Regions from separate parts of the Homo sapiens genome. Here region 1 is linked to region 2. The links are chromatin loops, found by intact Hi-C in ENCODE. Cell type or tissue: OCI-LY7. All regions are shown on one strand. Each heading gives the region's core, and the rest is flanking DNA. Links, peaks and the distances in the headings are about the cores only.

The links. Peaks named below come from ENCODE experiments on the same cell type or tissue, not always from the same donor. Only the 100,000 strongest peaks of a DNase experiment are listed, where the experiment ranks them.
Region 1: a loop joins it to region 2, with 9 times the contacts of the local background. A loop is called at or near these places in 5 of 110 quality-filtered maps.

The regions. Positions count from the first base shown.
Region 1 is chr7:43,252,653-43,267,987 of GRCh38, reverse strand. All of the region lies in intron 3 of HECW1 (HECT, C2 and WW domain containing E3 ubiquitin protein ligase 1), which reads right to left. Among named protein-coding and RNA genes, the nearest start is that of MIR3943, 110 kb to the right of the region's middle. In OCI-LY7, for the core only: CTCF peaks have their summits at 6,325 and 6,533 (motif pointing right); a DNase peak (open chromatin) is centred at 6,537.
Region 2 is chr7:43,064,599-43,079,933 of GRCh38, reverse strand. LOC107986790 (a long non-coding RNA gene) reads left to right here and starts at 3,555. Exons shown (of 3, transcript XR_001745189.2): 1 at 3,555-3,655; 2 at 7,946-8,080; 3 at 9,180-11,133. RefSeq lists an enhancer at 1,732-2,524 and a silencer at 6,310-6,604. In OCI-LY7, for the core only: a CTCF peak has its summit at 8,038; DNase peaks (open chromatin) are centred at 6,455, 7,193 and 8,033; H3K4me3 peaks cover 1,740 bases; H3K27ac peaks cover 4,313 bases.

The sequences.
Region 1 (15,335 bases), core at 4,526-9,525, 190 kb before region 2:
ATTTTGTACTGCTTGAAAGTTTATCAGTATTCATTTGTGAAATGGTGTGGTTCTGAAAACTTCATTAAAAATTATCTGGCAAGTTTTATAGTTATGTTCATAACTTCAGTGTTTTGAAATTTTCTACTTCTTAAGTATGGTAATTTTCTAAGGAAATTAACTCATCAAGTCTTTCAAATATATTATTAAAATTCTGAACATAAAAATTTCTATTAATATTTCTCTTTGAACTATACATAATTTTATATTCCTTTTCTGATTCTAATCATGAATATTTGTTTTCTCTTAATTAGCTATGCCAGAGTGTTTGGTCCCCCAAGTAAATATTTTTAGATTTATTTATCAATGCCACTGTTTCACTATATTTTGTTTATAGTTTATTAATTTCTTCTTATATTTTAGTTATTTAATTTTTCTTTCCCTAGGTTTCTTTGGCTGAGGGTTTTCTAATTTTTTTTTACTTGAACACAGTTATTTTCTTTTCTTTCATCTTAAATAATAAAAACATACAGAACTGTGAATTTTTCCCTGTAAATAATTTTAGTCACATCTGCTAAGTTTTAATGTATAATTATTATATTGACATTATTTCCTAAATAGTCAAATTATGGCTTCAATTTCCCCTTTGGCCAATAGTACTTTTCAATCTGAAAATGTTTGAAATTTTAAAAATCATTAATGTCTAATTGTATTGTGATCGGAAAATGTGCCTTCAATAATTTCTCCTTTTTGAAATTTATTGAGGATGTTCTCATGCCCCAGTAGTATATTGCTAATTGTATAGATGCTTTATAGATCCTTGCAATGATGACATAGTCTATTTCATGGCAAAATGGTCAGTACAAGTTTTAATTGTAAATATTATTTGATTTTATGTAATATTATTTATCTTTTTTATGTGCAAAATAATGAATTAAAACTCCCAACACAATTACATACATTTCTGCTAACTTCTAGCAGTTTTTGCTTTACCTATTTTGATTCTATACTATTAGGAGTGTAGAGGATCATGGTCCTTTGTCACTGTAGATTATAACTTCATCAATACAGAATAATCAACTTTGTCCCATTAAACACTTCTCCTCCTCAAATCTCACTAGATTTCATATTAAGCTGACATTTATTTATTTTACTTTTATGTCTTTACTTTTAATCATTCCTTTTGCGTGTCTCTTTTAAATAGAATATAGATGAATTTTGTAGTTTGGTCCAGTTTGAGAATTTTTCTGTTGTTAGGTGATATTTATTTACATTTATTCTTGAAGGAGGTGTGCGGTATAATAAAAATATATATTTTATTTGGTCTTTATTTGTTCCTAGTTCCTGGCATAGAAGTTCTTAAAACATTTCCTGAGGCCGGGCACGGTGGCTCACGCCTGTAATCCCAGCACTTTGGGAGGCCGAGGCGGGTGGATCATGAGGTCGGGAGTTCAAGACCAGCCTGGCCAAGATGGTGAAACTCCGTCTCTATTAAAAATACAAAAAATTAGCTGGGCGTGGTGGCAGATGCCTGTAAGCCCAGCTACTCAGGAGGCTGAGGCAGAGAATTGCTTGAACCCGGGAGGCGGAGGACGCAGTGAGCCAAGATCGCACCACTGCACTCCAGCCTGAGTGACAGAGTGAGACTCTGTCTCAAAAAATGAAAACAAAACAAAACAAACAAAAAAACACTTCCTGAGTGAGAGAAGTGTCTTTTGTTACTCATAATCAGCCCCTTCACCCCTACCAGAGTTTATGGTAATGAGGTAGCTCTTGGTAGGTCCCTAGACAGCTTCAGGATGGGGGGCTGTCAACAGAGGAAACAACCATGTGACAAGAGGGTGGAAATTTTTAGCCCGCCCCTTGACCTTGGGAGAATGGGAAGGGGTAGAGACTGATCCAACAATCAATGGCCAGTGATTTAATCAATCATGCCTACATAATGCAGCCTCCATAAAAAACCCTAAATGATGTGGCCCAGGGGTGCTCCCGAGCTGGTGAATACACCTGGGTGCTGGGAGGGTGGTGCACCCCACCCTCCAGAATCCACACCCCCCCTCAAGTTTCCTCTTCATCTGGCTGTTCATTTGTACCCTTGATGAGAAGCTGTCATAGTAAGTATAGTTCTTCCCTGTGTTTTATAAGTCATTCTAGCAGATCATTGAACCTGAGGGGGGAGTTTTGGGAACCTTCAAATTTGTAGTTGCTTGGGCAAAAGCATGGGAATCCTGGGAACCCTGTTTTCGGCTGATGCCTGAAGTGGGAGCAGCCTTGTGAGAATGTGCCTTTAACCTGTAGGATTTGGGCTAACTCCAGGAGTGAGTGCCAGAATTGATTTGAATTGTTGGATACCCAGTTGGTCTCAGGGAACTGGAGAATTAGTGTGGAAGACCAGATGTTTGGTGTCAGGAGTGGTGTCAGAAAAAAGACAACAAAAGGTGTTTTAAACTTATTAGCATGAACCTTATGAAATTGCCATTTTTGTAGGTCAAGATAGCAAAGTATGAACAATTTTATACATTTCAACATAAACTTATGTTATCTGATATTATAGCTTCTCTTTTTATGCTTCTGTAATAAAATCTGTGCTCTTCTTTAGGCTGTCTGCTCTCAGCTACCCAGCACAAGGCAGGATGACACTTCCTGGCCCGCTGTGGTTAGGAGGGCCATGGGACCAATTCTGGCCAATGAGTTGTAAGCAGAGTAGGTGTAGCTTTCATGCTGAGGTGTTTAAATGGCTGTGCAGAACCCCAGAATTCTCCTTACCTCTGAGATGGAAACTGGCAACCTCAGAGATGGTGGCTGTCACCAGGACCAAGAGCGGCTAGAATGAGCAGAGCTACCCTCCCGACCCATAGACTAGGACAATGAGCAAAACATGGTCACCTGTTTAAGCCACTAAAATATGAGGGTTGTTTGTTTCCATGATAGAAGCTAGTGCATCCTGACCTACTTTCTGTCCATTTTGTTTTCCTAATTTCTTGACTATATGAAAATATACTTTTGCATCCATATTATCAAGTTTTCACGGTAAATAAGAAAAAATGGAGGAGCAAATTCAGTATTCCAAGTCATCTAGACTAATTATCCTCAGATATTTTAGAAGGGGAAGCAGACTGCAAGAACTATTTCTCGACAATAGCAATTTTTTTTTTTTTTTTTTTTTAAACCGAGTCTCACTCTGTCGCCCGGGCTGGAGTGCAGTGGTGCGATCTCGGCTCACTGCAAGCTCCGCCTCCTGGGTTCACGCCATTCTCCTGCCTCAGCCACCGGAGTAACTGAGACTACAGGTGCCCGCCACCACACCTGGCTAATTTTTTGTATTTTTAGTAGAGACGGGGTTCACTGTGTTAGCCAGGATGGTCTTGGTCTCCTGACCTTGTGATCTGCCCGCCTTGGCCTCCCAAAGTGCTGAGATTACAGGCGTGAGCCACCGCGCCTGGCTGACAATAGTAATTATTTTTTACAAAAGACAGATGCTCTATTGAAGAAAAACAAACATAAAAGCAAAATGTAGAGATTTATGGCTAAAGTCAGTGTGGTATACATAGAAAATGGAATACTATTCAATCTTTAAAAGGAGTAAAATTCCGTTATTTGCAATAACCTGGATGAACGTGGAGGATGTTCAGGTTATATGTTAAGCAACATAGCCAGGCACAGAAAGACATATGCTGCATGATCTCACTTATATGTGGAATCTAAAAAAGTCAAATTCACAGAAGCAGAGAGTAGAATGGTAGTTACCAGAGGCTGGGGGAAGGGGGAGGGATGGGGAGATGTTGGTCAAAAGGTATAATGTTTCCGTCAGTTAGAATAAGTTTTAGAGATCTATTGCGAAGTATGGTGACTGTAGTTAATAATAAGGTGTTGCATATTTCAAAACTGCAAAAACAGTAGATTTTAAATGTTCTCACCACAAAAAATAACTATGTAAGGATGGATATATTAATTAGCTTGTCTGAATCATTCCACAATATAAACGTATATAAAAACATAACATTTCATCCCGCAAATATATATTTGTTGGGATAATCCCACAGTTATTATTTGTCAAGTAAAATTTTTAAAAATTAGAGATTTGTGCATTTTTATCATTACTTTGTGATTTGTGAATGGTAAATAATAAAATTAAGAGGTAAGGAGTGGAGAAACATGAACTTAAATAAAAACAATAATAATGCTAGAAAGAATACAACAAATCCTGCAGCCTCTTCTTCTTTCTCTTTCTTTGGTCCCCTCTCTCTCCCTCCCTCCCTTCCTTTTGTCTCCTTCCCACCTTCCTCCCTCCCTTCTTCTCTGTTTCCTAGTATTTCTCCTTATGTTTTCCTTCCTATTAACAGAGCTCAGGGCCAGGAGCAGTGGCTTATGCCTGTAATCCCAGCACTTTGGGAGGCTGAGGCGGGCGGATCACAAGGTCAGGAGTTCAAGACCAGCCTGGCCAATATGGTGAAACCCTGTCTCTACTGAAAATATAAAAATTAGCCGGCCATAGTGGCACACGCCTGTAGTCCCAGCTACTCGGGAGGCTGAGGCATGAGAATTGCTTGAAACTGGGAGGCGGAGGTTGTAGTGAGCCAAGATGGCACCATTGCACTCCAGCCTGAGTGACAGAGTGAGACTCCATCTCAAACAACAACAACAACAACAAACAGAGCTCAGATTATTTTAGCAATTCCATGGCTTGTTCTGCAGTGCTATGCTGACAGGAATATTTGTAATTTTCTTTAATTCTTTTGTGTTTAATAAGTTAATGAAAACCCCCATCTCTATGTCCTTAAGAGGCAAAAATCTTTGAAGTTTTGAAGCTTTTAGATGCTTCAATAAAATTCCTGTTTCCTCTCTGAGAAAAATAACAATTTTTCTCTCTTTAGAATGTGGAAATTGAACTGTATTCTTTTCATCGCACAGGTAAGTAATTGCGGAAAATGCAGATAAGAAGAAATTATGCAAAATCCTGCTAGCCATCATAACCACTCTTGTCATTTTGATATCAATTCTTTTAAATATAACTATTACATACAAATGTGTAGCCTTCTGTTTTCAACAGACATGTGATGTGACTGTTCATAAATGGGTGGAAGCGACCTCCTTGTACTCAGATCAAGCCATATATGTGTCATGTAAGAGTCTGAGGATGTGATTGAATGGCAGGAGGGCCTGGGGACTGGGAAGTAGGGAGAAGGTGGAAGTGCAAATGGACAAGGATAGTGGCCCAGGGCTGTATACTTTACTTATAGAACATCTCCGGTCTATTTATAGTAGCTATTCAGAGGAAGCAAAGGAGGAAATGGCATTTTAAATGGTAAAGTTATTATTTTTAATAGTTTGTTTCCCCCTAGGAATGCATGTTAACCTCATTACTGCATTGAAGACTCTTTGGAGGAGAAAACTACTTTTCATAGCTTAGTTTTTGTGAGGTAACTGCTAAGTAAGTAATTATAGATTCATTTGAAGGCATCATAACACCAGGGAAAGAACATAGTTTTAAAATCATGAAGACTGGGTCTGAATCTCATCTCTGCCTCCATAGCTATAGGGTCCTGGGAAAGCCCAGGACTTATCCCTGCAGCCTCAGTTTCATCATATGTGAAATAATATCATCAATACCTTGTAAGCTGCTGTGAATGTTAAATTAGATGAAATCTATAAAGTGGCTGATATACAGATATCATTCAATGAATTATAGCCATTGTTTTCTTTTTTCTTGTAGCCTCAATATTTATTGATTTCTTTAGGTTATACACACACACACACACACGCACACATACATATATATATATTTTTTGAGACAGTGTCTCATTCTGTCACCCAGGGTGGAGTGTAGTGGCGCAATCTCAGCTCACTGCAACCTCCATCTCCTGGGTTCAAGCAATTCTCATGCCTCAGCCTCCCAAGTAGCTGGGATTACAGGTGTGTTCCACCATGCTTGGCTAATTTTTGTGTTTTTAGTAGAGACGGGGTTTCACCATACTGTCCAGGCTGGTCTTGAACTCCTGGTCTCAAGTGATTCTCCTGCCTTGGCTTCACACAGAGCTGGGATTACAGGCATAAACCACTGCACTGGACCAGGTTTGTAATTTTTTACTGACTAATTTGGTTAAGCAAGAAATAAGTAACACTGAAAAATTAAAAAAAATAAAAAATAAAAAATAAAAAACAAAACAAAGCAAAAACCTGCCAGTTACTCTTTTGTTATGAGACAGAAGCACTCATTGATGGGCCCCTTACTGTCACAATAAAGATATGATTGATATGGCCAAAATTCAGCAACCACTGAAATCTGAATTTTCGCTTTGTCAGTAGCCACTTGGTAAATAACATCACTGTCACAGAACAAAACGCTTTCCAGTTTGTCCCCTGCTGGTGTGCTTATCCCGTGTGTTTAACTGAAGGTACCATGTAATTGGGGTGGAGTCCGTGCCACATGTTCCTGGAGTTCAGAGCTGCCCGGTCCTGTACCAGGGGCAGCCAGGTCACTCTGCACCAGCTGCATTTAACCCCCAAGGGTTTAAACTGCCTTGCACTTGGGGCAGAGCTTCCAAGGGCCACTAGGGGGCAGCAAACATGTGAGAAAGAGCAAATAGAAGAGAACAAATCCGACGAGGAAGACATGGAAGTCATACTCCTCAGGAAAAAGGTTCTGCCCTCTTCAAAGAACATGCTTGGGATGCTACTCACAGCACAGCAACAGAACTGGAGCTCTAGACATAAGGCTCCTGTTTAAGGGGAAAAAAAGGCAATTTCTTTACATCAAGACAAACTACTTTTCCTATGCCAATAATTTTCAAATATTCATCACTAGCCATAACTTCTCTTATCAGTTCCAGGTCCCTATGGCCACTTGAATGCCTCAGTCTCCTGCGACTCATCCTCATTATACTTCCTTGTAAGCAACCTAGTGCAGAGCCCAAGAACTTGTTCCCTGGAGCCACACTGTCTGGGTTCCAATCCTACTTCAGCATTTACCAATTAATGCTTTGGGCAAGTTAATTAATTTCTTAATTTCCTCATCTGTAAAACTGGGGCAAAAATTGTACCAACCTCTCACTCTTGTAAAAGAGGTTAATGTTTGCAAACTTTCTTAGAATAGTGCTTGGCACACAATAGGCACTATGTGAATGCTTGTTGAATAAAAATAAATAATTCTTGCTCCTTTTCACAGTTTCCTTCATCAGTAAATGGCACCTTCATCCACCCAACTAGATGAAACCTACAAGTCAGTCTTGATACCCCTGTGTCCCTCATCTCCCACATCCAAGCAATGACTAAGTCCTATGACTTCTATCTACTAAATCACTAAATCAACCTTACATCTGTCCACCTCTCTCCATCTTCACAGATACCATCAACTAGTCCAAGCCACCATCATTTCTCACCTGAGCCACTCCTATGGCCTCCTGGTATCTCCTCAGCTACTCTGGTGCCTCTCTACTTTATCCAGAATTTTTCAAACACAAATTTGCTGCTTCATGACAGCAGAAGTGATCTGCACAGCTTAAAACACTTGAAAATCTTATTTTTCTTAGAATGAAAACAATAATCCATATTGTGTCCTATAATGGCTAGTGTGGCTCATCTCTTTTCCTTGCTCCCTGTGTTGCACCTATCTTGCCACTTTTCGGTCTTTCCACGTGAAGTGTTTTCTTTTGCAATGGGGGCTTTGCATATACCAGGAACATCTTCCCTTCTCAGTGCCTACTTAACATCTCACGCTTCTGATCTTAGTTCAGATAGTTCTTTCTTCAGAAAGCCTGTCTTGATCCCTTAACCAGATTGTACCCTCTATTATCTGTCCTCAGAGCATGGTGTATACATCCTCCACAAATTCTTTCTCAACTGGGGATGCCTTTCCATTGCCTTTAGGCATTCATTGTTCTGATAAGAAGTCAGCCATAATTTTTTGTCATTATTCCTCTATATGCAACATATCATTTTTTCCTGTGGTTGCTTTTATATTTTCTTTATCTTTGGTTTTCAGAAGTTTGACTATGATGTGCCTGGGTGTGGTTTTATTTGTGTCTCTACTACTTAGAATTCACTGAGATTCTTGAATCTATAGATTGATATTTTCTCATTGTATCCCATATATTTCAGCTGTTATTTCTTTAAATATGTTTTCTGGCCCATTCTCTCTCTCATTATTCTAGGATTGCAACTACTCACATTTTAGGCCATTTAATAGGTCACTGATTGATGATGGGTAAAGTGTTTTTAAATATTTTTTTTCCCTGTGCTTTAGTTTGAATAATTTCTATTAACCATTCTTTAAGTTCACTAATCTTTTCTTTCAGTTTCTGTTCTGCTGTTAAGCCTATTCAATCCATTATTTACATCAGATGTTTATTTTTACTCTAGAATTTCATTTGTTTCTTTTTTATGGCTCCCATTTCTCTGTTGTAATCCCCCAACTATTTATTCATTCTGGCCATCTTTTTCTGAACATCCTTGAATATATTTACAGTAGATGTTTTAAAGTCTTTCTCTGCTAGTTCCAGTATCTGATCCATCTGTGGGCCTGCTTCTGTTGATAGTATTTTTTCTATTTATTTATCATATTATCTTGCTTCTTTCCATGTTTTATAACTCTAAAAATTATATATTGAACGGTTTTTTTTTTTGGACATGGAGTCTCACTCTGTTGCCCAGGCTGGAGCGCAGCACTGCGATCTCAGCTCACTGCAACCTCCACCTCCTGAGTTCAAGTGATTCTCCTGCCTCAGCCTCCTGAGTAGCTGGGACTACAGGCATGCACCACCACACCTGGCTAATGTTTGTATTTTTAGTAGAGACAGGGTTTCGCCATGTCGGCCAGGCTGGTCTCGAAGTCCTAACCTTAGGTGATCCCCCCTCCTCTGCCTCCCAAGGTGCTGGAATTACAGGTTGAGCTGCTGCTCCTGGCCAAAGTGGACATTTTTTGTAGAAGAATAGTGCAGACTGAAGCATACTATTGTTTGTTTTGTTTTCCTTGAGAGTGCTGACTTTTTCCCATATCTGGGGGCTAAGGTAAAAGAGATCATTCATATTTCACTAAGAGTTGAATTGGTAAAAACAAAAACAAAACAAAACAAAACAAAAAAAACAAACTGGGGTGCACTTCCCACTGCTAGATGTAGGGATTTTCTATCCAAGCTTTCACCCTACAGAAGCCATTCCCTACCATCAGCAATGTAACTGTTGCCCAACTCAAGACATTTGCCTCTGTTAGCTCCAACAAATAAAAATATGTCTCTTTTTGCCAACCAAAAACGACAGGGCCAACAACAACTCTATAAGCACAGGCAATTTAACAAGTACGTTTTCAGTTAGTGCCATTTTTAATTCTAATTATCTTCTGTTAGGTAAAGTGGAGGATTTCTAGCTTTGCTGGGCCAATACATTAAAAAACATTCCAAGTCTGTCCTGGTTGTCTATATTCCCATTCAAGTACACTGGCTTAATCCAGTTTTGGAGACATTCTTGACCAGGATCTACCTGTAAATGAAATATATAATTAGTTCCATAATCTGGTATCCATACGCCTCTCAGTCGCTTTATTGGCACGCTACACTAGAAAAACATGGGGCTTGGGGTTAAACTAATGTGGGTTTGAATGCTAGCTCCACTACTTTTTAATGGGTAATTCTTTTTTTTTATTTTTTTATTTTTTTTATTTTTTATTTTTTTGAGATGGAGTCTCACTCTTTTGCCCAGGCTGAAGTGCAGTGGTACAATCTCGGCTCACTGCAACCTCCGCCTCCCAGGTTCAAGCGATTCTCATGCCTTAGCCTCCCGAGTAGCTGGGACTACAGGCCATGTGCCACCACACCCGGCTAATTTTTTTGTATTTTTAGTAGAGACAGGGTTTCACCATGTTGGCCAGGCTGGTCTCAAACTCATGACCTCAGGTGATCCACCTGCCTTGGCCTCCCACAGTGCTGAGATTACAGGCGTGAGCCACCACGCCTGGCCTTTACTGTGTAATTCTAACATCGCATTAAACTTTCTGATTTTCAATTTTATTATCTATAAAATAGAGAAGACAATATCAGATTCATAGGATTGGGAAGACTAATGAGCATTTAATAATTAATGAGCACTTAATGAAAACCTGCCAAGTGCCAGGAATGTGAAGAGTGCTTCACCCATGTTATCCCACTGAATACCACTATTCTTCTTCTTATTTCTAATTGCATATGAATAAATTAAGACATAGAGAGGCAAAATAACTTGCCTCAAGTCATCTAAGTCAGCAGTGGTAAAACATGGATACAAACCTAAAAACTCTGAGCTGAGAGTCTATACTCTTTAGCCCTTGTGCTAAAATTCCTGGTACTCTGTTGAGGGTCACCTCAACACACTGCTTTTACTAGTAATAATTAATAGTGTTAACATTAACCACACAAATAAAATAAATCCCCCATCAAGTCTGCTTGGTCTAGAGGATGGTGCTTGGTTTTGGTTTTTCACCTCCTCTCCACTGGAGGTTTGCTGCTACCCCTCCATCAGAGTGGGAATCTGACCCACCCAAACCCCATGCCTCTTGCTTCGGGCCCTAATCTGCCTTACTAATATCAGCCTTCTTACCTTGAAGGCAGAACCCTGTTTTACTGCCTACGTTAGTGATTCCCAGAGTGTACCCAACTAATCATGAGTTACTAGGTGATAGGTTAGAAAAATGTGATATAAATGCTGTGTTTCAAAATCCCCTTCTTGCCACATATTAGACTCAGAGAGGTCCTGCAGCAAATACATCAGATCAATTCTGTTTAACTTGGTGTTTCCCAAATTTACTTGACCACAGAACTCTTTCATGACCAACTACTAATAGCTCACTTTGGAATATTAATTAACATATACACTGTATTTGTGTGAACATCTCTTTGTGTCTTGTGCATTCGGGTGGCCCCACAGCCCTTAGTACAATAATCAGTTAAGGCTCACAGAATGAATGAATGAATGATGAAAAGGATGAGTGAGTATCTAATAACAATCATTGTGACACTAACTGTTAATTTGGGAACGGAGAGAGAGTGGGCATTTTTCTTTTTTGTTTCCTGATTTCTGTATCAATATTCTAAAATGCTTAGCTCTCAAGTTAAAATTAAGTCTTACTTGGCATAAATAGAGTTGAATAAGTGATTGTCAATACATGGTTTATATACCTTACTTTCTTTCTTTTTTGTGAGGGAGGTTGTTGGGGGAGGGGAAGCCAGATGCAGAGAAGGGGGATGAAGAATAGCAGGTTCTGTTCTAGGAAATATTGCTTTTAGTGAAGTAGCTTTTACTTATCTTATCACTCCCTTGGCACACATTAAGCTAATGTACTACTTATTAATTATTCCAGTATTTCACCATGATATTATTAATCAGAAATTACTTTGATGTTCATCTTTTCTTTTCTTTTTTTTTTTTTTTTTGAGATGAAGTTTCCCTCTTTTTGCCCAGGCTAGAGTGCAGTGGCGCAATCTTGGCTCACTGCAACCTCTGCCTCCCAGGTTCAAGCGATTCTCCTGCTTCAGCCTCCCGAGTAGCTGGGATTACAGGCGCCTGCCACCACGGCTGGCTAATTTTGTATTTTTAGTAGCGACAGGGTTTCACCATGTTGGCCAGGCTGGTCTTGAACTCCTGACCTCAGGTGATCCATCTGCCTTGGCCTCCCAAAGTGCTGGGATTACAGGTGTGAACCACCGTACCCAGCCGATGTTCATCTTTACTATGTTTTTACTTGGCTTGAACTATAATGCTCCCTTTTCACAGTGCTCCATGAGATCTTCAATGACAAACACAGTTTCAAAACCCACATACTCACTTTTCACATTTACTATTTTGGATTGTATGATAAAGCAAACAGCCAATCATTATTCTTTGCCTTAAAGAATCTCAAAACATTTACGAGGGCCTACTATGGACCTAGAGCGTGAGTTACCTATCCAATAATAGAAGATGGTGTGTGAGATGGTGAGCAGCACACTTTAAAGATTAAAAGGACAGTTTTAGCCATGACAAACTTTAGCTTGTTTTATTTTTCATACCTCTTCATATTAAATAATTAGGTCAGATTTTCTTGGAAGCAGATGACATAACTTTTTATAATAAGGAAAAGAAATCCTTCCTTCTCACCTAATTAACTACAACTCACATTTTAGTTCCTTAACTTCAGTCCAAATAAAGTCCTCCCTCCTCCCTCATGCATGCTCATAGAGCTGTCTTCTTTCCCTTCAGAATATCCACATTTCCTGTGAGTGGAATGGCTTTTCTCCTTCACTAAACTGGAGTCCTGTTAATAAGCTGGGGCTGGCTTGGCTCATCATGTCATCTCCTGCACCTGGCACAGTGCATGGCCCAGAAGAGCCACGTCACAAATATTTATGAATAAATCTGTTGAAAAATACATATTTATTGAATAAATCTTGTTTTTTTTTTTTTTTTTAGACAGAGTTTCACTCTTGTCACCCAGGCTGGAGTGCAGTGGTGCGATCTTGGCTCACTGCAACCTCTGCCTCCTGGGTTCAAGTGATTCTTCTGCCTCAGCCTCCTGAGTAGCTGGGATTACAGGTGTGCAACCATATCCAGCTAATTTTTGTATTTTTGGTAGAGAGGGGGTTTCACCATGTTGGCCAGGCTGGTCTTGAACTCCTGACCTTAGGTGATCCACCCACCTCAGCCTCCAAAAGTGCTGGGATTACAGGCATGAGCCACCAGGCCCGGCCTGAATAAATCTTATTTTATGCAACGGTGACTGAAGTTATCAAAATAAGGTAATGTAGTACCTGGAACAGTACTTGACTCTCTCCAGCTATTTTTATTTCAAACTCTTTTGCTTGGAAGTAGAATTCCAGATGAGGTATTAGCATAGTTGGGTTAGCTCCTTGGATCACATTGGGCACACTTGTCAAGTTTTTGATGCCCTAATTCTTAAATAACATAGAGTTTGTGTTCTAACATCTAATTGTCTTAATTGACTAGGGCATTGTGTTTCCTCTTCTAAACTTGTAATTATGGATCACTGGACTGAGTGTAAAGTAGCTATTGCACAGCCCAGCAAGGAATGACAAAGCTATCCTTAGTCAACAATAGAAAAGGTGATGAGGGGAGCAAACCAAGATGGCAGCCCCTAGTGGGGGTGATTCAACATCCCTTCTTCTAGTGACATAAAAGAAGGTTAGGGTGTATAAATGACTCTAGCAAAGACAAGTTTAGATAGATACAGTTACAGTTGGTTCTGTGGTTTTCAAAAGTAGAGAGTAGCCATCTCTCTGGGCATTACGACCAGTGCTGGAAGCGAAGAGAGATGGTAATTAAACTGAGGTGCAGCTGAGGAAATTCCTGGCTCCTCATACACTTTCGTATATCATATCTAAGAAAGCTGGAAGGCTGAACTCTCTGCTGACAATGGTGGGGGAGGCAAGGGGGCTTTTGTTGAGGTTCCTGCTAGTATGGTGTCAGCAGATTGTATATTGACTTAATGTTTGATTTGTGTGTTTTCCAGTACATTCTCCTGAACTCCTTGACATAACTTTCCAGTAAAAGTGCTTGTCTAGTAAGTCAGATATTTCCAGGAGGGCTGGGAAAGTGGAACCATGCCACCTGGCATTATTTCATAAAATTAATTACCTGAACGAATTCATGAAAAATTGCAAATACAAGTGCTACAATATAGAGTTACTGGGCCATGCCATATTTCTTCTCTCTAACAATTACCTGTGTTATTTTCACTTAAGTGGGGCTTCATTATTTTACTCTCAGTGGTCATTGATTCTCCACTGGAAAAAAAAGATCTTCTGTGTTTGGTCTCCTGGGATTTGAAAAGACCTGACGATAAGACTAAATTGGAGCCTGACTCAGGAAACAAAGACGCTTCCCAGGCAATTGTTCATCTAATCTGGGGATATTCATTACCAGTCAATCAAGATTTGCCTGGAAAATTTCCCTTAATATGAGCTTTAGATAGAAAGACTAGCAGTCAGCACAGACTCAGAGTCCAGAGATCTAAACCTCACTCAAGGTTGCACAGTGGGCAGCTTTAAGCAAGCCCCTCACTTCTCTAAGCCTGTTTCCTCAGTTATAAAATGAATGTATTCATGTGATATCTCTGCATATCTGTCTTTTTTTTTTTCTGAGACGGAATTTCACTCTTGTTGTCCAGGCTGGAGTGCAATGGCATGATCTTGGCTCACTGCAACCTCTGCCTTCCAGGTTCAGGCGACTCTTCTGCCTCAGCTTCCCCAGTAGCTGGGATTACAGGCACCTGCCACAATGCCTGGCTAATTTTTTTGTATTTTTAGTAGAGATGGGGTTTCACCATATTGGCCAGGCTGGTCTTGAACTCCTGACCTCAGGTGATCCACCCTGCTCCTCGGCCTCCCAATGCACATCTCTTAACATTGGAGGGAATGTCAAAGTTGATGATATATTTAAAGCTCTTGGAAAACTGAAGGCACGGAACAAAACTAAGTCAGAGTTATTAAAAGGTGGAATCAAGCTTAGAACAGAGCTATCAGCAGCCATAATAAAATAATAGGGTTTATTCTGACAATCTATGTTTGTGGGCTTCTAAACAGATGTGTACATAAAGTAAGGCTTGTATTTGAGAAATAAAGGAGGCTAGATTTGAGTTTATTCAGTGAGTGTGTAAATGGAGCCTGCATCCTCGCCATCACCACCACCATGGTCATCACCGTCATCATCACTACCAACAAGTGAGCAACAACTATGTGTAGGCATGTGGCAGGACTCTTCCTTCCCTTCATGCTACCGTTCAGTTCTCTCAAAAACTCAGGAGGCTTCTCTGTTACTGTCCTCATTCAAGAAAGGAGGAATGAGAGGCTCCAAGAGGTTGCCAGTGGTTCCCGAAACGGGCTGTGCATCAAAATGACCAGGATTTTTTTTTTTTTTTAAAGTGCGGATGTTTGAGCCTTGACCAGCTACTGAACCAGGTAAATCCCAAGCAGCTGAAAATCCATGTCCAAGCTCCACAGATGATTTTACTGAGCAGACAGACTTGCAAATGACTGGGCTAAATAACTTCTCCAAGGTTACGCAGCTGGAAGCAAAGTTGAACTCTAACCAAGGTTGGCCACTGGACTCCCGTGTCAGCTCTTAACCACTTTTGTCTTGTTCGATTGGTGGTTAACAGTGTATTTAACAACAACTGTCTTTTATTGACTTTAATTAGTTTTTCCACATTCTACATCTACTGTTAAACTACACTGCAAGACTACTTTCCCCCAGTAACCATTTAGGTGTTTTATAATAAATGACTTAGCCCCCAAGGATCTTTTATAGTCTGGCCAACTGCTAGTTATATTTACCTATAGATGGAGAGTGTAACTATCCATGATGAAGGTTACAAAATGCGTGGGTATGACTATGGG
Region 2 (15,335 bases), core at 5,827-10,826:
GCTAGAATTTATTCCTTCCATCTAACTGTGTTTGCATACTCACTCAAACCTCTCTTCATTTCTCCCTCCCTTCTTCCCTTTCCAGCCTTTGGTGTCTATCATTTTACTCTCTACCTCCATGAGATCAACTTTTGTAGCTCTGATATTAGTGCTATTTTGAATGACATGATTCTCTTGAGACTTCTGTAGGAGCCTGGGCCAGTGAGGGAGCCCAAGCAGTGTCAGAGACTGAATCCTCTGCCAGCAATTCAATTAAACTTGATTTAGAAAGTAAGAACAGATTATATTTCTTACATCCTGTGTGATGGTGTAAAATTCATAAGACTTGCTATGAAGTCTTAGGTGTTTTACTTTGCCTTTTTAATTCTCGAATTTTCTCATCTGTAACAGAAGTATAGTAATTCTTACCTTGTAGTGTGTTTTTGGAGCTTAGTGATTGTACGTGTAACGTACCTGGGAGTCAATAGCAGGTCTCAGCACACGATGCTCATACAGTAGGGCTCTCTCCTTCCATCTGCTGAGTTCTGTTTTTTCAAGGTTATCACTAGCTGTCAAGTGTTTTGTTCTGTCCTCTTTTAGGTGATGGTCAGTCAGGTGCAGCCACAAGAGGGAACACAGGAGAGGCACAAGAGAACAAAGTATGTTATATTCCCAAGTTCTAGAGCAGGGGTCACAGCAAATCATCAGGGTCACAGGGGAAGTGCCGGGTTTTGGTCAACTGGCCGAGGAAAGTCAAAGCCAGTATTTTTATTCTGGATTTTGCAGAAACGGAAAGGCAAGGCAGGGGAGGCAGTGTAGAGTTGGCTAGTTTGAATCATTTCGGTGGGCTCTAAACCAAAAAGGTGGTCCCTAGTTGCCCGGAACCTGGCCTGGGGTAATAAGGCAGATAATGTTGCCTCCTCCTCGGATGGAAGAGGAGGTATGGCTCCGGCTGGTTAGTTTGCATATCAAAGGCATGCTCCTAGCTAAGTTCTCTGTTACCTCCAGGAACTGGCTAGCCCCAGGAGAGTCAGTCTGTACTCAGAAAGAGTATTTTAAGATGTCAAAACGTTGTAATACACAGAAAATGAAAAAATATGTACATGATACACATTTATATTTTCCTATGTTCATTTTTGTGAAAGTTTGCAGCCATGCATTTATGCAGGTACATCAATATTTTGATGGGGTTGTATCATCATTTTATACACCAGTCAGTCTAGGGTCCCATGGGTTGGCTGGTTTGCCATCCCATTTACTTCAACCACACCTGGGAATTTATTCCCACTCTGATCCAAGAATGAGCAGGAATCCCCTTTCCTTAGCTGAAATAATTGCCCACTTTAAATACTTTTAGTTTCTGATTTTAAAGATATATATTGATATAGGTATAGGTATATAGTGTAAACTAAAAATAAAATCCCAAGCTCCATACTGACTGAACGGACCCCCTCTTGGCCAAGAGTACCCCAGAGAAACTTTAAAAATTGAATCCCCAGACATGACGGGAAGGGAGGTGGAACACGCCTTGTTACACCCCCTCCCTTTTGGAGTTTAGGCACAACTGACTGGCATTAATGCTAAAATAGAGATCATAACATTAACAACAACAACAAAAAGAACATAACATTAACTGTTTGTGACAATAAGACACCAAATTATAAACAAAACCTAAGGCCATGCCAGACAATGGTTAAGTCACACACCCCTATACGTCACTCTGACCCATGTTAACAGAATTTCTTATCTTAAACATTCCTTTCTGCTGACTCCGAATTTTTACAGAGTATTCTTCCTTTAACCATTTGCAAATTGAAGAATCTCTGCATCTATCTATAACCTGGAAGCCCCTACTTGAAGATATCCCACCTTTTTGGGCTGAATCAGTGTATATCTTCCATGTATTTGAGACAGCCAGGGAGGATGGGGTTCCCAGAGAAACTCCAACTGGCCTGCACACTGGGGCGGAGCCACAGAAGTCTGCACCCTTTGCAGCGGGGTGGAGTTGGCTCCTCCTCTTCCTGTGTGGAACCTGCAATTCAAGCTGCCGGCCGGAAGCTCTCTAGCAGGGACTCTGACCTTGTAGAGGATCCCTGTTTCCCCTGTTTTTTCCCTTTTCACCCAATAAAACCCTGTCTTACTCACCCTTCAAACTGTCTATGAGACTAAGTTTTCATAGCTATGGGACGGACAAGGACCCTGTCTTTAGCTGAACTAAAAAAGTCCTGTAACATTTTTGGCTCCCAGTGTGGGGCTTGAGAAGCAGTGAGTGAAATGGGGACTCAAAAACTCTCACTGTTGCTTCTGAGCCTTTTCATCCTCACACTTCTGAGGATGGAGGAAACCATTTCGCTCCCTCCACCCCGCCCCGTCACTCCCGGGCCTTTTCATGGCCTTTTCTTTCCTTTTTTGGGAGGGACCCGTGAGCAGCAGCTCCCCTCCACCCGCTATTCCCTGCCTGTTCCCTGCTGGGCCTAGGACGCATGGCCCAAGGGTCCGGCACAGCTGGCTGGCTGGTTCCCAGCCACGCACTGCTGCTGCAGTCTTCCCCTTCCCTGGCCAAGGGGTTTAACTCTATTGGACAGTAATTAAGCTTAAGCTTTTTTCCCTGCTGGAGGAACCAGTTGCATAAGAATAAGAGGTTCTTCTCCAGGCATTTAAAAACTGTTTTTTGCTTCCACTTCTCTACCCCGTCAGCAGTTAACTTTTAAAGTTGTTTTTTTTTTTCTTTTGGAAGACTTTTTTTACTAGGCCAGGTCCCCCAACTATCACTGTTTGTACTCTGTAAAGTTTTGCTTGTGAAAAAGGATCTTGTGAAGACTGGGTTTTCTTCTGTCTCTCTGTGTGTGTATTGTGTGTAACGTCTGTAAAAAGAGCTCTACTTAATTTGCCCTAAAGAAAAACAAGTGCTTGGATCAAGTATTTTTTTAAGGAAAGTTAAAAGCTGTGGTACCTTTCAGTTCACGTGACTTTAATCTTTGAGAAATAAAAACAGCCTTAAAGATTATTGGTTAAATGCAGGTCAGATGTGAGACAAGAAGTCTTCTTCAGATCAAAGGTTTTTCTCGATTGAAGCGTTCGTGGTCTCACGGGCTTCAAGGAATGAAGCTGTGGACCGCAGCGGCGAGTGTTACAGCTTGATTAGAGAAACGCACAGACCCAATGAGTGTGCGGTAGCAAGACTTATTAAAGCGAAAATAAAGCTTCCACGTGGTGGAAGGGGACCCGGAAAGGTTGCCGATTTTGGCTTGGGTGTCTTATGCTTATATCCCATTATGACCCCTCCTCTTTTCCTTTTTCTGTCCTATAGAATTAGCTTATGTTCTATCCACTTGTGGGTTGGCAGGCCTGATTGGTTAAAAACATCAGGCTGCAGCTAGAGCTTAAACGCCCTATATGATTGGTTGAAGTTTCAATTCCTTAGCTTGCAGCTGTGACTCATTTTGGCTTAGGGGAAAGTCCCCTTTGATTGGTTGACGTTTCAAGCCCTTAGCTTGCAGCTGTGACTTATTTTGGCTTAGGGGAAAAAATCCCCTTAGGGAAGTCCCTAGGGACCCAGGAAGTCCAGCCAACTTAGCCACTTAGTCCCTCAAGATGCAAGGTTTGCTAAGTGTTTTGAGGTTGCAAACTGACTTCTGGGTTTTGAGAACTATTTGACTTTCTGGCTTCACAACTGGTAAGACCTGGGGACGTAAGGAACTAACCGCGTCCTTAACTAAGAGGGCAAAGCTTAGCTGCAGTTAGCACACAATTAAAGCAACTTACCAAGTTTTACCTTAAAGTTAAAAATAGCTAGGAGTTAATTGAAACTACTAGAAATAGATTTGCATGCAAGGTGTGTAAGAACAGTAAAATGTATTTTTTAGTAAAAGGTTATAAGAAGGCATGGAAATGTAAACTTTTGCCTAAAGTTTTTAAGGATTAAAGGATTAAAGGATTTTTTGAGTTAAATCAGGAAAAAGCTGAAGGTTCAAAGAAGGGGTAGAAGAATTACGGAAATCAATCTTGCAGAAGAGGTTCTGTGTGTGAACGTATTGACTAAATTCAAAAAAGGGTATTATATGGTTTTTTCTGTAAATTGAGCATTGAAATAAAAGCATAACAAGGTTTCCTAAGGCGTTAATCTGCTCTTTGGCAAAATTTTTAAAGGATTATAAAAGATTTTTGATTATTTAAAATTTCGAAGTCATCTTTTTGGCAAAATAAATAACTTATGGTAATCTGGAATTCTATTTCATAATATCAAGTGTTTTAAACATATTTAAAAGGCTGCCCAAAATCGACCTTAAGTTTTAAAATTGTCTTTCCTGACACCTGGCTTTTTGAATACTTCAGAGGGCCCATGAAGTGTCCAGAAAAGAGGTAAAAGGAATTATTTAACATGTTTAGGTACATGGGATTGCCAAAATGATGCTCAATCTTCTTTAGGTTATATTTTGGTGAATAATGCTAATATATGTTCCAAAATTGTATGGGATTATCTAAAATTCTAATGTGCAAGTATATGCTATCCATCGTAATTAGGGTTGTTATGTTAGGTTATTGTAAACCGTGGAAATAACCAAACTTCTTTGTCAATCGTTGTTTCTAACAGTAACTATCCTGGACATTTTGCTATTCACAGACAATTGTTGTCTTGTTTTAATCCTTTTCAAAAATGGTTTATAATGAGCTATAGAACTTTAACAGGTGCTCTCAAATGCAGGCTTCTGATAACTTTAGAGGTTGTATCACTGGAATAAAGGAAAATGTATAGGACTCATAAAGAGCTGAAATGTTCATGAATAGCAAGCAAAACAAGAATTAACTAACTGGACTGAACTCAGGAAGCTGAAGCAAATCTTTTTGACCTTTGCTTGGAATATTTCTGATCCTTGTTTTATTTTTTCAGAGTCAAGGAAACTTATTTTGAACTATTTACAGCCTTTAATAAGTAAGTTATACACTCCTGTGATAAAAATTTGGAGCACGTTTGTTTCTCTCTGCCTGAATCCTCTAGAATTTGGAAACTATTTGTGAATATTCTTATGGCAATATCATTGTTTGCATCAGTGCAATAAGAATCCATTTTTCTTTTGCAACAGAACACAATTGGAGAAAGTCGTTATTTTACCAAGGATTTGACTGGAAGGGTATGCTTCCCTTTAAGGAGTCAATTTTGACTTGCAGAGCCAATAAAAGCCCAGTGAGGAAACTGGTCTCATACCCTTGTCTATGCAGTCCGTGTACAGGGTTCTTGACCTGTGGTCAGTAAAGAATGTCACTTTCTAACAGGTCCAGGAGCTCCAAGTTTATTATGGGACCTTAAGAGGAAAGGATCACCCAACTCACAGGGTTTTGAGGATACAAACCCATGGTTGGGCTCAGTTTTAAAAGGTCTTATCTGAGATTCCTTGTGGAACAAACTTCCATCAAAGCCAATCTAAAAGGCCTAATTAGAAAGAATTATTCTTGCTGCACTTTATGCAAATAATCAGGCCAAGTATAAGACTAAAATTTATTTTGTAAACCATTCAGTCCTATGATGATTTTTTTTTAACAAAAATGAGGACTGGAGAGAGAAATCATGTTTCAAAACTTATACATTTGTCATTAAATTCTTTTTTTATTATACTTTAAGTTCTGGGGTACATGTGCAGAACATGCAGGTTTGTTACATAGGTATACATGTGCCATGGTGATTTTCTGCACCCATCAACCTGTCACCTACATTAGGTATTTCTCCTAATGCTATCCCTCCCCTAGCCCGCACCCCCTGACAGTCCCTGGTGTGTGATATTCCCCTCCCTGTGTCCATGTGTTCTCATTGTTCAGTTCCCACCTATGAGTGAGAACATGCGGTGTTTGGTTTTCTTCCCTTGTGTTAGTTTGCTGAGAATGATGGTTTCCAGCTTCATCCATGTCCCTGCAAAGGACATGAACTTATCCTTTTTTATGGCTGCATAGTATTCCATGGTGTATATGTGCCACATTTTCTTTATCCAGTCTATCGTTGATGGACATTTAGGTTGGTTCCAAGTCTTTGCTATTGTGAATAGTGCCGCAATAAACATACATGTGCATGTATCTTTATAGTAAAATGATTCATAATCCTTGGGGTATTTACCTAGTAATGGGATTGCTGGGTCAACATTTGTCATTAAATTCTAAACTCATTCGTTGTTTTTAAGTTTTTGCCTACATTTTAGACTAACCCTGCTTGCTCCTATGAACCAACCAGCAATCCCTGGCTGCAGCTCAGAAAGAACAAAGGGGATAGGTAATGTAGAAATTCAGATCAATATTCTAGTTCTGAGCAATTATCCTACAAATCCTGCCAGGTAATGGAATAAATAGGATGCCCATCACTCGGAGGTTTCCTTTTGGGAAAGTAAGACCAAGGGAGCTAACAAAAGCCAAGCACCATGCACCCAAATTCTGTCAAGCATAAATATAGCTACCAGTTATCTGGGTGTGTCACAAGACATCCTTTTCTCTCTTGTTGGAGGAGGACTCAGTTCCACAGCTTCACTTTTGCATTCGGCTTATGATAAGAAGTCCATGCAACCCCCGCTGAGACACATTTTTGTCCCAAACTCAATTCCAAGCATCGGGTCAAAGCCCTAGGAAAGAAAACTGGATCTGAGGGATCCAGAGGCAGACAATAACAGAAATTAAAAGGCACAACACAGGTAAGCGTGGCTGATTCCTGCCGATTAAGCCAACCCCAGGCTTCCTGTTTCATGGATAAAGACCACATTAATATCCGTGGCATAAATGAGGTCTAGGGAATCCAAGGCTGCTGGCAGCAGGGGAGATAGGGCATATGTGGATAAGAGCGGATGATTCTCACCCACTAGGCCCCCTGCTTCATGGGTGCAAGCCGCTCTTCCACCCAAGGTGGCACCTGCCAAGGTTGCTGGGACTTGGGGATGCAAAGATGGAAGAGGAAAGAGGATGCTTTTCCCTCTCTCCCTCATGTACCTCTGAAGAAGGAATTTATGAATTTTACAAGTATAATCAAAGACAACCAAAAATGTTTACTTTTTCCTTCCAAAGCTAACTGTAGTGTAGCCCCACCCCGTAGTGTAAGTTAGAGAAAAATACTAACTGCCTGTTTTTCCTTTTGTGCTCAGCGAGCCTTATCTGTACTTGCTAGTTTCACATTCCTTGAGGCTCAGCGAGTTCCTGCTTCACCTCCCTAGCACAGCTGCAAAGTTACAAGGTTGACACAGAAATGGTTTATACAGTTAATGGTTTCCCAAAGATGTGAAACATGTAATATAAATAAATGTAAAAGACTGATCAACTGCCTTTGCTCTCACTTCTGTAAGTACACTTCCTGCATCACATAGTTCCCGGCCACTGGCTGCTTAAAAAGTGGCTGTTTTCTTTGTCCGGGGCTCAGACTTTCCTGGACGCTAGTCCTACTGAGCCAGGTGATCACCTTTTAATAAAGACCTTTCCTGGACTCACTCTGTTCGGTCTCTCCCATCTTTGATTGTCCCACAATACCTTGGGTATCTTCTAGGAAGAGAAGGGAACCAGGGATGCCTGCCCCCCTCTTTCTAGATGGGTAGCCATTCGCCTTCAGTCTGTACCCCTTTTGAATGCATCCTGAACCTCTAGGACTCCTTTTAAAAAAAAAAAACACCTTCTTTTTTTCCTTTCTCCTCCTCTGTCCTCTTCACTGATAGGTAATTGTGTCTTCATACTATGGGACACTCCCCTCAGAAACATCCTCCAAACTGGAAAGAATTAATTTCCCAAACCTTAACCTGGCTGGCTTAGGAATGGGCTCAGGGGAAGGGAACCCAGAAGACTGACATGCTGGCAAAAGCGTAAAGTTTTTTCTTAACCAGTTGGGCTTTTGGCCTTGTGCAAACTGGTAAAAGGCCTTGGAATTTTTGAGCTGTTCTTACCCCTCTCCTTGTTTTGTTTTGATACATGTTTTCTAATAAGCTGGTTTGTCTATTCTTGCCTTCAGGCCATCAAACTACAGTCAGTCATGCAACAGGAGCCTCTGATGACGACCCTTTCTGCTGGGAACCCTTAAATAGGCCTCTGAGGGAGCTCTGACTGCGGCTTCCCCCAAAACAGCGCCCCCTGTCAGCAGGAGGCAGTTAAGATCGCTCTTCTTCCTTATCCTTATTCTAATGGCAGTTAGATGTACCTCTCTAGAGCGGGGAATGAGACAGCCAGGTGGGAGGGGGTCCCCAGAGAAACTCCAGCTGGCCTGCACACTGGGATGGAGCCACAATAGTTCACATCCTTTGCAGCAGGGAGGAGCCAGCTCCTCCTCTTCTGTGTGGAACCTGGAATTCAAGCCGCTGGCGGCAAGCACTCTAGCAGGGACTCTGACTTGTTGAGGATCCCTGTTTCCCCCTTTTTCTCCCCACTTTTCACCGAATAAAACTTTGTCTTACCCACCCTTCAAACCGTCTTTGAGCCTAAATTTTCATGGCCCGGGGACGGACAAGGACCCTGTCTTTAGCTGAACAGACCTGCAAAATATTGATGTCTTTGCCTGTAACTCTTGCCTCCCCGAAAGGTATAATACTCAACTGCAACCCAGCTCCCTCAATATTTTAAATCTTTATTGTAAAAACATCTTATTTTAAGAAATGGGATGTGCAAGGGAAATGGTAATTATGTTCCCAAAGCATCAATAATTTCAAAAAGAGAATGCAGGGGAAGATTGCTTTCCATAGTTTTAGCATAGAAAGTTTAATACTCTATCACAAACAAGGCACCTTCTCCCTGTAGCCCTCTGCAGCTTTCAGAGCACACTGTGATACAATTTCAAAAGGAAGCCACTTTTATAAATTCATACCCACCCTGGTGTGCAACTGAAAAAAGTGAAAAAGTAAAACCCACTTTCTCAGGACCTCTTGAGACTGTGTTCCCCCGCCATGGTCACTCATATTGGCTCAGAATAAACCTCTTTAAAATATTTTACAGAGCTGGTTTTTCTGTTAACAATGCCTATTTTATCAGTTATTTTATTCATTTACCCCTGAAATCTTAAAACAGACTTAAGGAAATTCACAAATACCAATAGATAAGATAAAGCTACGTTAACAATAAGTAAGGAAGGAAATATGGGCAAAAGAAAAATAAAGCAGAGAGCTGGGATGCCAGATGGCTTGAAAGTCAAACATATGTAAATAAAAAGCATTAATAATCATCTTAATTATATTCTATGTTATATTTTATTTCAGATAATGGAGCTATTTTTTTCTTTCGTTGTCCAAGTGGAAGATGTTAAAAAAGAAACCCTCAATGGTAATGCAGTTTATACCAACTTCACACAATCTGTTACACTCATTGATCCGTGGAATAATCATGACACTCAAATGAATTTGTATGCTGGTATTTACTATGGGAATGTAAAAAGAATATTACACTAGGTTTTGACAGATTTGGGCTAACAGGTAAATCTTTATTGTAAAAGATTTTATTTTAAGAAATGGGATGTACAAGGGAAATGGTAATTATGTTCCCAAAGCATCAATAATTTCAAAAAGAGAATGTAGAAGAAGATTGTTTTCCATAGTTTTAACACAGAAAATTTAATACTCTATCAAAAAGAAGGCACCTTCTCCCTGTAGCCTCTGAAGCTTTCAGAGCACACTGTAATACAATTTCAAAAGGAAGCCACTTCTATAAATTCATACCCACCCTGGTGTGCAACTGACAGCTTCAGAGGTAACATTATTGACTGCTTACACAAGAAAATCTTCATGCAATGCAAATTTAAATTTCCAAGCATTTAATATTTTTTCAAGATATTGTAGAACCAAAAATTAGTAAATATTTTTTAAAGTCCAGCACCCTTTTGAGAAAGAATAAATCTTCTTATTTATGGCCTTGCTTTTATCATATAATAGTTGAATCTGTGTAATATTTTCTTAAGTAATAAGCATAATAACAAAATTAATACCTGTGAATCTAGCACTCAAATTGTGAACTCAGATCTTCCTAGTCTCACTGGAGTTACCTGAGTCTTACAACCCCACCACCTGCCGCACCAGAGGTAGCCATAGCACAGAAATCCATAGCTTTTATGTATGCGTAGATCTTTAAACATTATGTTGTTCCCCTTTACTTGTGCTTGAGTCTTAGAAAAAGGCACAATACTTTATTTAGTTCTCTGTAATTTGATTTTATTTATTTACCATTTTAAACTGAATAATTACTTCTAAGATTCATCCATTTTGTTCCATTTAGCTACAATTTATTATACACTAGTGAAATGAGTATTTTGCATACTAAATAAATATTCTACATTAAATAATAATTCATTCTCTCATCAATCAATATCAGGTTTTTTCCAATATTTTGAAATACCAAATAATGCTACTATGAGTATATTTGTATATATGACTTCTGGAACACATATTCATGAAAATATACTTGAGAATGAGATTTCTGGATCACAGGAAACTCAAGTATTTAACTTTTTCAAGTAATGCCAAGTTGACGCTCCCATAGACAGCGTGCATTTTCTTCTTTTGCATTCTGACACTTGGTATTGTTAGAGTTCTTATGTATTTACCCATTTAACAAAATTATGTTCTCGTTTTGAATTTCCATGACTACTAAGCATCCACTAAGCATACTTCCCTATCACTCTATCTATCTATCTATCCATCCATCCAACTATCTACCTATCATCTACCAGTCATTTTTGTTTTGTTTTCTATAGAATGCCTGTTCATGTTTTACTCCTTTTCCCAGTGGATTGTCTTTTATGATTAAATCATAAGAATTTTTATATTTCTGGATATTAGTCTTTGTTGTAAGTTCTCTCAGATGATGGCTTATCTTTTTGTTTTCACTATGGTGTCTTTTGGAGAACAGTAAGTCTTAATTTTAGTTTCTTAACTTTTATGTTGGTGGCTTTTGGGTCTTATTTAAGAAAAAATTTCTTAAAGTCAGAAAGATAGTGTCCTATATTTTCCACCAAGTGTTTAAGTATGACTTTTATATACCTTTTAAGTCACTAATCCATTAAATTTTCTGTATGGTATGAGAGAGAAATTCAATTGCATTTTTTTCCATGTGGATAAGCCAATTACCCCTGCACCATTTATTGACAAATCTATCCTCCTCCCACTGATGGGCAATTGCACCACTGTCACATATCAAGTCTCCTTCTATGTATTTGTTTGTTTCTGGGTTCATTATTTTGTTGCCTTGGTCAGTATGTTTAATTCTGCATTAAAAACATATTTTAAAACTTACCATTTTCAAAAACTTAAAACTGTAGAGACAGAAGGAAGATCAGAGGTTGCTGGGGACAGGAGTGGGGAAAGGGATTGGCCACAAGAAGACACGAGGATATTTGAGGGAGGAGGTCACAGAAATAATTTATAACTTGATTGTGGGGAGGATTATATGGCTGCATACATTTGTCAACACTCAGAGCTGAACAAATTTTACTGTAACTTAGAAACATTTGCAAAACAGTAATTTTATATTTTGTTATTTTTCCTCATAAATGACTTCACTCTTCTTGGGGTTTTGCTTCTCTGTATAAATTTTAAAATCCTATTTTGACAAGTTTCACCAAAAATAAACCTGTGGGAATTTTGATTGAAACTGTGTTGAATATAGATAAATTTTTGGAATGTGGCATCTTATCCATGAAAACAGTATATTTCTCCTGTTAAGACTTTTTAAATGTCATTTAATAATTAAATATTAAAAATATTTTAGAGCCAGGTGTGGTGGCACATGCCTGTAGTCCCACCTATTCGGGAGGCTGAGGCAGGAGGATGGGTTAAGCCCAGGAGTTGGAATCTAGCCTGGCCAACAAAGTGAGACCCATCTCTAAAAAAAAAAAAAAATCTAAATATTAAACATTAAAATATTCTATATACATATGGCTGGATTATTAAACTGTTGTCTCTTGTTTCAAGCCCACCCTTCTATACCCTGCCATGGATACTGGACTAAGTCTCTGCAAACTGTATTTCTGCCAAATGGCTTCCTTTTAGGTTCCATAATGACGGATGCTGGGGAAGAATGGAAGGCAGGAAGGGAGAAGAGCCTTGTGTTCACTCAAGCAATGGATTTTTACCGTGGCAGGCACATTTGGTTCTGGAATAATTGGTTCCAGTTTCCAGCTCTTTTTTTCCATTCTCAGACCCGATTTAATCGACTTAATCATATCACCTTAAAGGTATAATCATTACCTTGGTAATTTCTGTTTCTCAGAAACCTAAGCCCTATTCTCTGGGTCCCCTCTTCAAAGATTGCGAAGCACCAACACATGTCAAGCAGTCCTTTCTGACTGGTGTACAAAAGTGCAGTTGACAGCTGGGAGTGGTGTCCAATGCCTGTAATCCCAGCACTTTGGGAGGCCTAGGCTGGTGGATCCCTTGAGCCCAGGAGTTCAAGATCAGCCTTGTCTACATGGTGAAACCTCATTTCTACAAAAATTGCAAAACTTAGCCTGGCATGGTGGTGTGTGACTGTAGTCCCAGCTACTCAGGATGCTGAGGCAGGAGGATCACCTGAGCCTGGGAGGTCGAGGCTGCAGTGAGCCCTGATCACACCACTGCATTCCAGTCTTGGTGACAAGAACGAGATCCTGTCTCTTAAAAAAATAGCAATTGACTTAAATCTAATAAGCTTACGTCTGGATACCTTGCTATACTCTCACATTTATCATGATTTGCATGCAGATTCTTTGAGATTTTCTATATGGACAATCATATTATATACAAATAATGACAGTTTTGTTTATTCTTTTCTATTCCTTATGCCTTTGTCTCTCTTTCTTCTTTCTTTCCTCTTACTCTGCTGAATAAGATCTCCAGTATAATGAGGGATACAGGATATCTATTATGGCCACAGTACATATCCTAGTTTTATTACTGGCTTTAAAGGGAAGACTTCTAATGTTAAATCATTAATAATATTTATTATTTCCTGTAAGTTTTTTTGTGGACATCATTTAACATGTTAAGGAAATACCAGCTTGGTCAACATGGCAAAAACCCGTCTCTACTAAAGATGCAAAAATTAGCTAGGTGTGGTGGTATGTGCCTATAATCCCAGCTACTCGGGAGGCTAAGGCAGGAGAATTGCCTGAACCCAGGGGGTGGAGGTTGCAGTGAGCCGAGATTGCACAACTGCACTCCAGCCTGGGCAAAACAGCGAGACTGTCTCAAAAAAAAAAAAAAAAAAAAAAAAAAGGAAATAATACACTTATATTCATGATTTGCCAAATTTTTTATCAGGTACAAGTGCTGAATTTTTCAAAAGCTTTTAAAAAATGTATTGAAATGATTACATTTTCTGAAATTTTGTTCTTCTTGAGGAGAACTATATTCATAGATTGCTTTAATGTTTATCCATCTTTGCATTTCTGGGGTTTGTTTATCTCTCTTGGCTGTGTTGTATTATCTATTCTTGTACATGACTAGATCATATTTACTATTATGTTGTTTAGGATTTTTAAATCTCATTTATGGATAATTAATTTTTTCCTTTCTCACAGTACCATTTTCTGATATTGGTATTAAAATAGAAAGTGTTCTCTCTTTTACATTTCCTGAAAAAAGTTTGCATAATATTGGAAAGATCTGTTCTTTGAAAATTTCCTAGAACTTGACTGTAAAACCATCTGAGCTTGATGTTTTTGTGGGAACACTATAGGTTTCTCTAATGGTTAGAGAAGCAGTCAAGCTATTTCACCCTGAGTTAGGTTTTTTATAAGCTATATTATTCTCAAATTTTATTTTTATTTTTTTTATTTTTGAGACAGCATCTTACTCTGTCACCCAGGCTGGAGTGCAGTGGTACTCTGCATTGAGTGAGTGCAGTGGCTCACTGCGGCCTTGACCTTCTGGCCTCAGCCTATCCTCCTGCCTCAGTCTCTCGAGTAGCTGGGACCACGGGCATTCACCACCATGGTTGGCCAATTATTTTTATTTGTAGAGATACGGTCTCCCTGTGTTGCCAAGGCTACTCTTGAACTCCTGGGCTCAAGTGATCTGCCCACCTTGGCCTCCCTAAGTGCTGGGATTACAGGTGCGAGCCACTGTGCCCTGCCTAGGATTTTATTTTGTACACATTTTAAATTGTGTTGGCATTAAGTTGTTCATGGTATTTTCACCTCTTATCTTTCATTCCTAATTTATTTATTTGTGCATCTCTCTCCCTCTCTTCCTTTTTTTTCTCTTTTCTTTATTCATCTTGGCAGAAATTTGTCATTTTATAGGGATGTTCTGAAATTCAGCTTCCACCTCCGTATTTGGCCAAAATATAACAGTAAATTTCTGCTTCAATCAAACTTTTAGAAATCCAAATAGCCAAATGGCTATTTCAATATCGTCTGTACAGCCCTGAATGGTGTGCCATCGGTGATTATTTAATGGCATGGATTAATTACCATAAGAATAATATAGCAAACATTTATAAAGTTTTCATTCTTTTATCACATCTTAGAAGACAGACATAATGAACCTAGGTCATCTTAGATCAGTAGAAGCCCAAAATGTACCAACTTCCAACAAACAAGACCGTTTACATTATTGTATTATCTCACTCCTGAGGCATGGGAGTCTAAAAGAACTGACATTTCAGAAAAATCCCCAGACCTCAGTCCATTTAGCAAGCAAATTTGACTTTCTAAAGCTTCTTGCTTCTACTTCTCTCATAGGTGGTTTGTTTTTACTTTTGGTTTTGGACATAGTAGCCAGATCTTCCTTTTCCCTAATCTGCATGTTAGATGCTTATATTCTGAAGCCTTCCCTCCCTCCCTCCTTCCCTCCTTCCTTCCCTCTCTCTCTCTCTTTCTTATCTTTTCTTTCTTTCTTCTTTCTTTTTTTTATTTTTTTATTTTTATTTTTATTTTTTATTATACTTTAAGTTTTAGGGTACATGTGCACATTGCGCAGGTTAGTTACATATGTATACATGTGCCATGCTGGTGTGCTGCACCCACTAACTCGTCATCTAGCATTAGGTATATCGCCCAATGCTATCCCTCCCCCCTCCCCCTACCCCACAACAGTCCCTAGAGTGTGATATTCCCCTTCCTGTGTCCATGTGATCTCATCGTTCAATTCCCACCTATGAGTGAGAATATGCGGTGTTTGGTTTTTTGTTTTTGCGATAGTTTACTGAGAATGATGATTTCCAATTTCATCCATGTCCCTACAAAGGACATGAACTCATCATTTTTATGGCTGCATAGTATTCCATGGTGTATATGTGCCACATTTTCTTAATCCAGTCTATCATTGTTGGGCATTTGGGTTGGTTCCAAGTCTTTGCTATTGTGAATAATGCCACAATAAACATACGTGTGCATGTGTCTTTATAGCAGCATGATTCATAGTCCTTTGGGTATATACCCAGTA